2 separate regions of the Homo sapiens genome follow, and region 2 is linked to region 1. Evidence: read pairs that join two places in POLR2A ChIA-PET (ENCODE). Cell type or tissue: MCF 10A. All regions are shown on one strand. Each heading gives the region's core, and the rest is flanking DNA. Links, peaks and the distances in the headings are about the cores only.

The links. Peaks named below come from ENCODE experiments on the same cell type or tissue, not always from the same donor. Only the 100,000 strongest peaks of a DNase experiment are listed, where the experiment ranks them.
Region 2: POLR2A ChIA-PET joins it to region 1 with 5 read pairs; 10 of 35 experiments call an interaction of 5 or more read pairs at or near these places.

Annotation. Positions count from the first base shown.
Region 1 is chr15:67,996,357-68,000,356 of GRCh38, reverse strand. No RefSeq gene overlaps it. Among named protein-coding and RNA genes, the nearest start is that of PIAS1, 56 kb to the left of the region's middle. In MCF 10A, for the core only: no CTCF peak of the experiment used is centred there; DNase peaks (open chromatin) are centred at 1,516 and 2,096.
Region 2 is chr15:68,056,419-68,063,820 of GRCh38, reverse strand. The region is part of intron 1 of PIAS1 (protein inhibitor of activated STAT 1); the gene reads right to left. Among named protein-coding and RNA genes, the nearest start is that of PIAS1, 5.8 kb to the right of the region's middle. In MCF 10A, for the core only: no CTCF peak of the experiment used is centred there; no DNase peak of the experiment used is centred there.

The sequences.
Region 1 (4,000 bases), core at 1-4,000:
CTCAGCGTCCCAAAGTGCTGGTATTACAGGCATGAGCCACTGTGCCCGCAGATTACTTTTTTTTTTTTTAACATCATATAGGACTAATTGGAAGTGTCTAACTCTGGCTTTGGCCAGTGGGCAGCCAGTTTGCAGCCTTCACTTAAAGCCAGCCACTATGCGCCCATTTTCACGTGGCCATGGAGGTAATTGCCCTTAGCCTTAAGAAGAAGGCTTTTACACAGGGCTTCTAGGAATCCTCTCCACTGAGGTTACCCCAGGCTAAAGGCTAAGGGAAGGGGAAGAAAGCCAATACTTATAGATACACCCCACAGAATACACCCACAATCTCCCTTGATTCCTACAGCAGCCCTGTGAATTAGGTGTTATCATCACCCCATTTGACAGAGGAGGAGACAGAAGTGCAGAGATATTAGATCATTTGCCAAAATTCCACTTTGCTGCTAAGTTATAGCATTGGGATTTGAGCCCAGGACTGCCTGACTAGTCTATAAATTCTGACTAGACTATAAATTAATAAAGAAAAGGGAGAAATGGTACCTTATTCTCTGTATCCTTCCAAACACAGGACTGGGCATGCACATAGTTAGTGCTCAGTAGGCACTGTTGATTGAAGTTCAATTGATTGACTGAGTAAAGACATGCTTATGGCCATATCTTCTCAACACTTAAACAAGAATTTGAAATTTGGCTTGTCTGTCTATGCCAGATAGACAAACTCCCCCATCGAATAAGAAAAAAAAGCCACACCCATATAAATAAATTGAATTGTCGGAATTGAGTCATTGTTGTGGCATCAAACAGATGTAGAGCAAATATTTAAAAGAGTAGAGTTGTGTGGGCTGGGCACAGTGGCCCATGCTTGTAATCCCAACACTTTGGGAGGCCGAGGAGGGAGGAGTTCAAGAACAGCCTGGACAACATAGTGAGACCACACCTCCATAAAAAAATTGAAAATTTTAGGCTAGGCAGAGTGGCTCATGCCTATAATCCCAGCACTTTGGCAGGCTGAGGTGGGAGGATCACTTGAGCCCAGTTCAAGGCCAGCATGGGCACCATAAGGAGACCCTTTATCTTGGAAAAACAAACAGAAAGAAAATAAAAGAATAGAATTGTGATTTCCTACCAGCTTTCTATAATCTGTTCCTATTTTCCCAATTCCTCATTCCTCCAAAAGAACATTTTTCACAGTTAAAAAATAATCTCCAATTATTCTTTCATGAGCACGTCCTGAGTGGGATTCCATAGCTTATAAACTTTCAGTTAGTGTGAGTGGCTGATGATGATGACAATGATGCCTCAACTATGCACAGTGATTAATATCTCAATGTCAGTATTTCACAATATGGAGCTCAAGTTACAGTCTTAAACCAGGGGAAAAACATGAGAGGTATTTTTAGTGAAAATCCTTGTTGAAAGACTCCCCACCTATAGAAACATACAGAATAGCTGCAGGGGAGTAGATCATCGTTTTCCTAAAATTTTGGCAAGAAACTGTGAGGAGTCCTGATAAGGCTGGCAACACGGAAGAATATTTTTTCCTCTTGGTGGCACCCAGCCAGCTCCTGGCAGCCCTGTGCCAGCTTCCCAGAGCTGCAAATGGCTTGGAGCAATTTTATCTTGACTTTATTATCCTAACTCACAACCTATAGAAGCAATAAAAGAGAAAACACGACGGAGGAAATGTGAAGCAGTAGCAATGGGCCATGACCAATTTAAGATGAAGTTCAAAATGCACAACCGAGCTACAGACTTAGTCCAAATTTGAACTTAGTAGGTACTAAGGTGGATAAGCCCCCCAAAATGTAGTGGCGTTAGAAAAATACAAGGAAAAGAACTATAATATTCCTTGGACTCCACGTGGGGCCAGACAGGCAGAGATTCTTTTTCCTCCCTCTTGGGAGACTTGAAATGGAAGTCATGGATGATAAAAATGATTTTCTATGTAATTCATAGGGCTATAATATCATCTGTAGCATTACAAGTGATTGTAATACTACAGACACTGATCATCATTGATTCATGCATTAATTTATGAAATATGTTATGACATCCACTCTGCCCTTAAATAGCTCACAGTCCAGGGAGGGGCTTAGTCATGAAAACAAATAGTTAGAAGACAAAATGATAAGTTAGGTCAGGCATGATGACTCATGCCTATAATCCCAGCCCTTTGGGAGGCCAAGGCAGGTGGATCACTTGAGCCCAGGAGTTCAAGACCAGCCTGGACAACATAGTGAGACCTTGCCTCTACAAAAAATAAAAATACATTAGCCGAGTATGGTGGCACACACCTGTGGTCCCAGCTACTGGGAAGGCTAAGGCAGAAGGATTACTGAAGCCCAGAAAATTGAACCTACAGTGAGCTGTGATCATGCTACTGTACCCCAGCATGGGCAACACAGCGAGACCCTGTCTCAAAAAACAAACAAGCAAAACCCAAAATAAGTTATACAACAAAAAGATGGGATGCAGAGAGGAAAGAGTCTGATTTATCCCTTGAGGATAGCAAGCTGGGTGAAAACCTGAGATTCTGGGGCTGAGACAGGGAATTCTTCTTCATAGAGAGTTGGGCCACTAGAACCAGAAGTTTGAACCATGTCCAGGATCCATGCAGAAAATTAAAGTCAAAGGCAGAAGGAAAGTCCTAGGGCAGGAGGACAAGACAAATGGTTCAGAGGCAGCTTGCATTGCTGGAGCACAGAGCTCCAAATCCTGGAACCAAGGAGACCAGATTGATCACAAAAAGGTAGAGTCAGCATCAATTGCCTGAGTAATTCCCTCAGTCCCAGCAGCCCTGTCACTTCTTTGGGCCCCACCTCATGATCAAGCAACCAATGAGTTAAGATGGCCCAACAGGGGCCCCAGGACCACACTTCATGCCAGGCCTGCTTCTGTGTGGATTGCTTCTACATGCTGGTCAGGGGAGTGATGTGAGAGTAGATCAGCTAGCTTGGAGGGCTAAGGATGCAATGAAGGCAGAGCCTTGCCCTTGCTCTTGGGGGGAAAGGGGGATGTTTTCTCAGAGACACTGATAAACAGGCAGGTGTTCATCTGGTAGAAATAGGAAGTGAGGGAGTGGCATGTGTAAAGGCAGGAAGCGTGTGACAGGCTGGGCAATGGGCTGGAGGGGTCATGGCTACCCATGAGCATCAGCCAGTTGAGTTGAGCTATTTGGGGGACCCTTGGGTATGGCCTTGGTTACAGGTATAGGACTTTATCCCATAGACAAAGAGAAGGAAGATGTTCTCTTCAATTAAGAAGTGGTTCTGGGCCGGGCACGGTGGCTCATGCCTGTAATCCCAGCACTTTGGGAGGCCAAGGCAGGCGGATCATGAGGTCAAGAGATCGAGACAATCCCGGCCAACACGGTGAAACCCCGTCTCTACTAAAAATACAAAAATTAGCTGGGCATGGTTGTGTGTGTCTGTAATCCCAACTACTCAGGAGGCTGAGGCAGGAGAATTGCTTGAACCTGGGAAGCGGAGGTTGCAATGAGCCAAGATCGCACCACTGCCCTCTAGCCTGGCGACAGAGCAAGACTTTGTCTCAAAAAAAAAAAAAAAAAAAAAATTAAAAAGAAAGAAAGAAGTGGTTCTGAATCCTCAGGTGCCCAGGAGCTCTCATTGCCCTGCTAGATAGGCCTGAAACCTGGCAGTCACCATGCTCTTCTCCGTGTCCCAGAGAACAAGCCACCAGGAAATAGAAGGGAGTTGTTTGCTGCCATTTCACTGCCTCTGCGCTGAGTAGGGATGCAGATAGATGTTCCAGCTACAGGGCAGCTTTGAGAGAGTGCCCAGAGGGCTGCAGACATCAGCAGCACCCCATGACCACACCAAAGAGGCCTCAGGAGAGAAAGCAGTTCCACTGTCCCTAATCCTAGGACACAGCCATTTCTCTAGGCCTTGACCTGTGACCTCCCAGACTCCCAAGAGGCCCACAGTCTGTGACTGATCAAGAGGTAGTTTCACATTTGTCCTTTGTGGCAAATAATACATCC
Region 2 (7,402 bases), core at 2,508-6,507, 61 kb before region 1:
CACCACTGATTTTGCAAATGTCAGCACGTAAATAATGCCTATTATTAGGAAAATCATTTTGACCTGGAGAACCCTCAGAAAAACTTCGGGGAACCACCAGAGGCCTGAGAAATAGACTTTGAAAACCTCTGTAAGAACTGATGCATTACTTGTATAATTTTTAAAAAGATAATTTTTAGTAAACATTCCGCTATAACAGAAATATTTAAATAAATATACACACATATGTGATAATATATTAAAATCACCAATAACCTGGTACCTCATACACAGCAGATACCCAAAAATATAATAAATAACAGAATGTGATAAATAATTCTTTAATAAATAACAATTACTGAGAATCTACTATAAGCCAGTTTCTGAGCCAGTTCTGTGCCTCTTCAGTCCCCTTCTTGGGTAACTTACAGAAGCCCATAGACCAGAATGATGATTTTAACATATGAGAAAAAATATTTACTCTGAAATCTTTCCAATCTTTAAGATTAGACTTGCATGACTGCAAGAAAAAGTCTTAAAATTCACCATAAAGCACAAGATAGCATGTTAAGTTCTATTTTAAGCACTATGCCATGAGCTTTTTTAAAAACAGGCTTGCTCACATTCAGAAACCCAAATACAAAATGAATTGCTTTGGCTGAGCACTGCCAGAACTGCATAAAGACCCTGCATTCCATTTCTCCTCAAGCTATACAACCCTTACCTGTGATGTTTTCATTCCTATTGTTAAGTGAAACTCCAGCATTAATACTACAGAGGTTACATTAAATGTGGCAATTATTTTTTTAAAAAAACCAGTAGTGTATAGCAAAACCATCAAAACAAGTTGTTAAGAACTTTTAACCATATACACTGATAAATTCAAGAGGTAAATCTCTATAAACATACATAGGAAATATTACACACTGTTAAAAAGAATGAGACCATCTCATTGTCTGGACATGTCATGGAAAGATCTTCACTATCTATTGTAAAAAAAAGCAAACTGTAGGATGCTACATATGGTATGGTCTCACAGTTTTAGAAAAGATATTTATGTACATGTACATTCACTTAAGTTCCTTCTATGTGCCTAGTTTTGTTCTCATCTAGACATACACACACACAATAAATTAAAAATATTATACAGACATACACATTTAAATGCCCATGCAGAGAAAAAAATGAATACAAGACCAGACACAAAAAGTGACATATTTTTATTCCATTTATATTAAATGCCCAAAATAGGCAAGTCTACAGAGACTCAAAATAGATTATCAGTCGCCTAGGGCTAAGAGTGAGGTAAGGTTTGGGAAGGGGATGATGCTAAAAGGATGTAGGGTTGCTTTTCGAGGTGAAAAAATATTCTAGAACTGATTGTGGTTAATGGTTACACAACTTTGTGAATATACCAAAAACTACCTGACTGTGCACTTTAACGAGGTGAACTGTAATGGGATATGTTAATTTTATCTCAATAAAGCTGTCACCTCCCCCTGCCCACCCAAATAAGAATACACAGATATACACCAAAATGATTCCCTCTAAGAATGAAGATGATGAGGTCTTTCCATTTTTACCCTATTTACTGTTAGATCATTACAATGAGAAGTGTAGTCACTTATTATCTCTATAACTTAAAATAATGTAAAAGGTAAATCTAAAACAGCCCTTGATAAATTATTCTGGATTTAATGTTATTCAAGTTCATCTAAGCAGCAGCAAGAAAAAAGAGCGAAGATATGACCCTAAAAATATTTTCAATTTAGATTGTCTTATAGACAAGAGTATCAGGCCCCAGTCTCTGACAGAAACAAATCTTAAACATAATTTGTTCATCTGACACATGTATATTAAAAACACCTATTGTGTCCACAGGGTAGGGATGGGAGAATGGGGGGTGTACAAACAGAACACCAGCCAACAAAAAGACGCAAACTAACAGCTCTGGCTTTAAGTTAAGGGCTTTTGCTATACAGCTGAAGAGACAAAACACACACACAAAGTGGAATGGGGCCAGACAATAGAAAATCTTGAATACTAGACTGAGAACTAAGTCTTTATCCAGTTTTCGATAGAAAGCCATTCAAAGTTTTTATAGATAGGAGTGACAGAATGAAAGGAGTGTTTTGGTGAAATTAACCCGGCAACCAAAGCGGGTAAACTGAAAGCAGTGAATAGCAAAAAAGGTAAAAAAGAGATTAAGTTTTCAAAAATAGGAACGTTTACAACAGTCCTATGAGAGTTACTGATATCTCCATCATTAGTTAATATTCAAAGGATTTATGTTTGTTTTGTTTGCTTGATCTAAAGAAAAGCTGAAAAATAAAAAGGTGGTTTCTTCATTTTGACGAATTTTAGAAGTTCATAGCTAAGAATGAAGACTTACCAGAAAACTCTGAAGGAAGGGTTCTAGGGAATTTTCTTTTCATGTGACACTACTGAAACCAAGAGTAGAGGGAATCAAAAGTAACAGGAGTTGCACAATTTTTAACATGGAAGGGGAAATATAGTCATAAACATCTAGCAAAAAGTGCAGTGGCAATTAATACTACTTCTGAAATTGATGGTTAAAGACAACTAAGTACTTTAAAATTGTCTCTACTGCCTATTTCAAAGAAATCCTAATGATAAAACGTTACATAAATACAGATTTAGGTGAAGACCAAAGTCGAACGAATCAAATTTAGAGTACGATCAATTTCAAGTTCCTTCTACATGCACTACTTTTCAGATGTTGCACAAATAGCATTCTTAATTCACATATGCATTTATTAATTGGTTTAACTCATAAAGGTTTTTTCTAAAAATAAAAATGCTTTCATTGCCTATGTTATCTTTCTAAAACCAGATCCTGGGCCAGGCACGGTGGCTCACGCCTACAATCCCAGAACTTTGGGAGGCCAAGGCGGGCAGATTACGAGGTCAAGAGATAGAGACCAACCTGGCCAACATGGTGAAACCCTGTCTCTACTAAAAATACAAAAATTAGCTGGGCGCAGTGGCGCATGCCTGTAATCCCAGCTACTCGGGAGGCTGAGGCAGGAGAATTGCCTGAACCCCGGAGGCAGAGATTGTGGATCCTTGAAACTATGTTACCTCCCAATTTAAATGGCAACACTTTGTTTTGAGATTAAAAATATGGTAAAGTCTTATTTCCATTTTCTCTATATTAATGTTCAGTATAGTGTTTGTTTTTTGGGGGATTTTTTGTTTGTTTGTTTTTGAGACGGAGTCTCACTCTGTCGCCCAGCCTGGAGTACAGTGGCACGGTCTCAGCTCTCTGTAACCTCCGCCTCCCAGGTTCAAGCAATTCTCCTGCCTCAGCCTCCTGAGTAGCTGAGATTACAGGTGCGCACCACCACGCCCGGCTAATTTTTGTATTTTTAGTAGAGATAGGGTTTCACCATGTTGGTCAGGCTGGTCTCGAACTCCTGACCTCGTGATCTGTCCACCTTGGCTCCCAAAGTGCTGGGATTACCACGTCTGGCAATGTTCAATATAGTTTTAAAATGCCAGTTAAAAACTGATAAGCATCAGCTGGGCGTGGTGGCTCACACCTGTAATCCCAGCAAAACAAAAAAAACTGATAAGCATCTAAATAAGGTACAAAAACTTGCAATATGTGGTCACTGTGATATAATTTCCAAAATCAAACATACTTGCCTACTTGAAATTCTACTATTCATAGAATAGTATGAATAGATTATAAAATACTACTTCATAATCGATTTCATACTTTATCAAACATTCTGATGCTGAAGTAATGTTTGCTTACATTTTGTAAAACCTGTATCTGCCATCATTTAATAATCTTATCTCACATATTACAGAAACATAAACAATAAAGGTATGACAATGAACAAACCAAGAATGACTAATTTATTTCACTGACAACATTTTAGCTAATTTTGTAGAGTGGGTGCAGTGGCACAGTACCTCACACCTGTAAAAACCGAGCACAGAGGCACAGTGTCTCACACCTGTAATCCCAACACTTTGGGAAACCGAGGCAGCACTGTTTGAGGCCAGGAATTTGAGACCAGCCTGGGCAACACAGTGAGACCCCTGACTCTACAAAAATAAAATAAACATTTGTATTGCTTTCTTTTTTTTTTTTTTTTTTTTTGTTTGAGACGGAATCTCACACTGTAGCCCAGGCTGGAGTCCGGTGGCGCAATCTCGCTGCAACCTCTGCCTCCCAGGTTCAAGCGATTCTCCTGCCTCAGCCTCCTGAGTAGCTGAGATTACAGGCGCCCACCACCACGCCCAGCTAATTTTTTGTATTTTTAGTAGAGACGGGGTTTCACTATCTTGGTCAGGCTGGTCTTCAACTCCTGACCTCGTGATCCGCCCACCTCAGCCTCCCAAGGTGCTGGTATTACAGGTGTGAGCCATGGCATCCGGTCCTGCATTGCTTTCTAAAGCACAAAAAAGATCTGTCATATCAATATATTTAGTTAAAATAAAACATCTGCAAACTTTGGTACATGTCTGCAAACACACTGCAAAAAAAGGAGAATAATCTGGGCCTGGCGCGGTGGTGGCTCACGCCTGTAATCTCAGCACTTTGGGAGGCCGAGACGGGCAAATCACAAGGTCAGGAGATCGAGACCATCCTGACCAACACGGTGAAACGCCGTCTCTACTAAAAACGTACAAAAAAATTAGCGGGGCGTAGTGGCGGGCACCTGTAGTCCCAGCTACACCGAAGGCTGAGGCAGGAGAATGGTGTTAACCCGGGAGGCGGAGCTTGCAGTGCGCCGAGATCGCGCCACTGCACTACTGCCTGGGCAACAGAGGAAGACTCCGTCTCAAAAAAAAAAAAAAAAAAAAAAGTAGAATAATCTGACAGGGACTAGTTTAATAAAACACAATGTAAGGTTTCAAATGATCATATAGACCTGTATTTACTAACCTGGATAGACATGAAAATAGCAGATTATAAATAAAAAACAGTGTTGTATCTTTTTATGATGAATATACATATACATATGCTCACAGAGAGAAAGTCTTAAGTGGATAAATACCCAGATGTTAACCATGATATCTCTGAGTGTTGGGATTACAGGTACTGTTTATTTTTCTGCTTACTTCTCAGATTCTCTGAAATTTTCTCAAGCAAAATGATACTTACAAAAATTAATGTGTATGATTCCAACTAACAAACTCCAAACTTTTTGCAAGGAAGCTTGCAAAATGCCCTAGAATATCCAAAAATACCCTAGCATAGAGCTTTTCCAAAAGGGAAAGTATCAGCAACAACATAAGTAGAAATCTGTGAACTGGGCACCCTAGAGGACTCCAGGTCTGCTGTAGGACCTTTAAGGAGGACTACACAAGACCTAGGCTCAAGTCCCTGCCACTTTTATTTGTATGACCTTGCAATAGTCACGTACCCTTTCTGGGCTCACTTTCTCTATCTATAAAAAGGATTTAGTTATTACTTGCCTTTCCTACCTCAAAGAACTGTTGGAAAGATCAAAAGAGATAATGCAATATATTATGAACTGCAAAGTACTATATAAGTAAGATATTATTATTCAAACATTAAAAAAGCAAGATGCTTCATGCCAGAGTCAAACACTTCAGAAAACACCACAATCAATTCTATGAAGTAATGAATCCGTTTTTGGTTGTTGTTTTGAAAGGCTACATCTCATCATAAACACCCAGTTTTTCTGAGACTTGGATACTTTTTCCCAGTTCCCGCTACAACCATTGGCCATTTTATTTTCTTATCCCTGGTTACCAGCAAAAAAGGGTACAAATTACACTAAACTCAAAAGCCTCAGCAAGAACCCTGGAGCAGCATGCTGATGGAGTTCACCAGGAGACACCCAAGGTTAATCAGCTATGGACTCGCCACTAAGCACTACCGCAATCAACAGGGATTACAAGAAACTCTTTGAAGAAAAAGACAATGGGATCGCCCAGGAGAAAACGGTGGATGAAAAGAAGGAGGTATTTCAAAACAATCATATGAAATACTTAGAAACTATACGTAGTATTTTATAAACTATACTGTAGAGTTTTTAAAATACTGTTGATAAAAATAATGACATAAAACAAAAGCCATCTAAATGTGGCACTTGACAAAAGCAAGTTATAGAGATTCAAATCAAATCCATGAATAAACTATCAGATGTACTTGACTCTATCTGAAATAAAAGCAGACAAATTACAGCGTAAGGATCAAAATTAAGTAGCTATTTCTTGAAAATAAAGAGGCAGAAAATAACAATAGAATTCACTGACACACTCATAGTAACTTTTATAATTATGGTTTCTCTTCCCATTTAATTTCATTATTTACTCCACTAAAATGCTGATGGACTTCTTCTCTCCCACTCTTCTTCCTGTAAATTAAAATGGCACTATAACTTGGTTTGAGTTTTACTCCAAAAAAACACATATTTTTTTTTAAATTACTTTAAGAGGAGTTTCATGAAGCTGTCAGCTTATTAACTACCAAGATCATCTGGCCATCACACCCTCCTGCTTCTAAGTTCCTAAAGATGACAAAATACCCTCCACATTCTTAAAAATGACATTTATGGGTACTCCCCTAATGAAAAATTAAACCTTTCATAAACAAATGTGCATAGAGAATTCATTTTGATATGTATGACTCACAATCTAATTTTTATTGGCAATATCTTGAAGTGTTGCAGCTTGCACAATTCCTACAGGGGATAAAGATCTATCTGTTTTTCCCATCTGATCTTTGCACATTTCTTATAGATTTAAAAGGACTCACTAAAAAAGCCATGAGGAAAATAATTATGAATACAATCCACAGCAAAATGAAGTATGGGGCTGAAACCTAAAATAATGAAAAGTCACTGAGTTTTATGTAAAGCTTCACAGTTGAAGTACTCTATTCCCATTTAAAATTTCAAAAAATCTAGATTTTTTTCTTCTTACTCTGATTTTTCCTATCATATTAGGAATGTATGATATTTACCTCCAAAAAATCACAAACAAAAAGCCTTCAGAAAATATCATTTCCAAAAGGAGTATCTGCCAAACCTTACTGCACAGAAAATTATATATACACATTCTCTTTTTTTTAACACATTCTCAAATAACTATGGTAGGCGTTCCTGAGATCACCTCCTCCACCCCTCAAAAAAAGAACAGCAAATCTAACCACAATAAAGTATTAACCAAATTTTTTTAACGCCGCTATCACCAGCTAAGCAATTTATCACACAGCTCCTCAAAGTCTCAGACACACACAATGACATACCAACATGTCAAAACAGTTATTATAATTTGAAAAATTATACAACAGGAACATAAGAGTAGAAAAAAAAAACTTCCTCTGGAAAAACTCTAGTAGATTTGGGAGAGCACAAAAAACGAGATTAATTTTAGAAAAATAACATTTCTTCAAGTGTTTGGTGTTTATCTGATA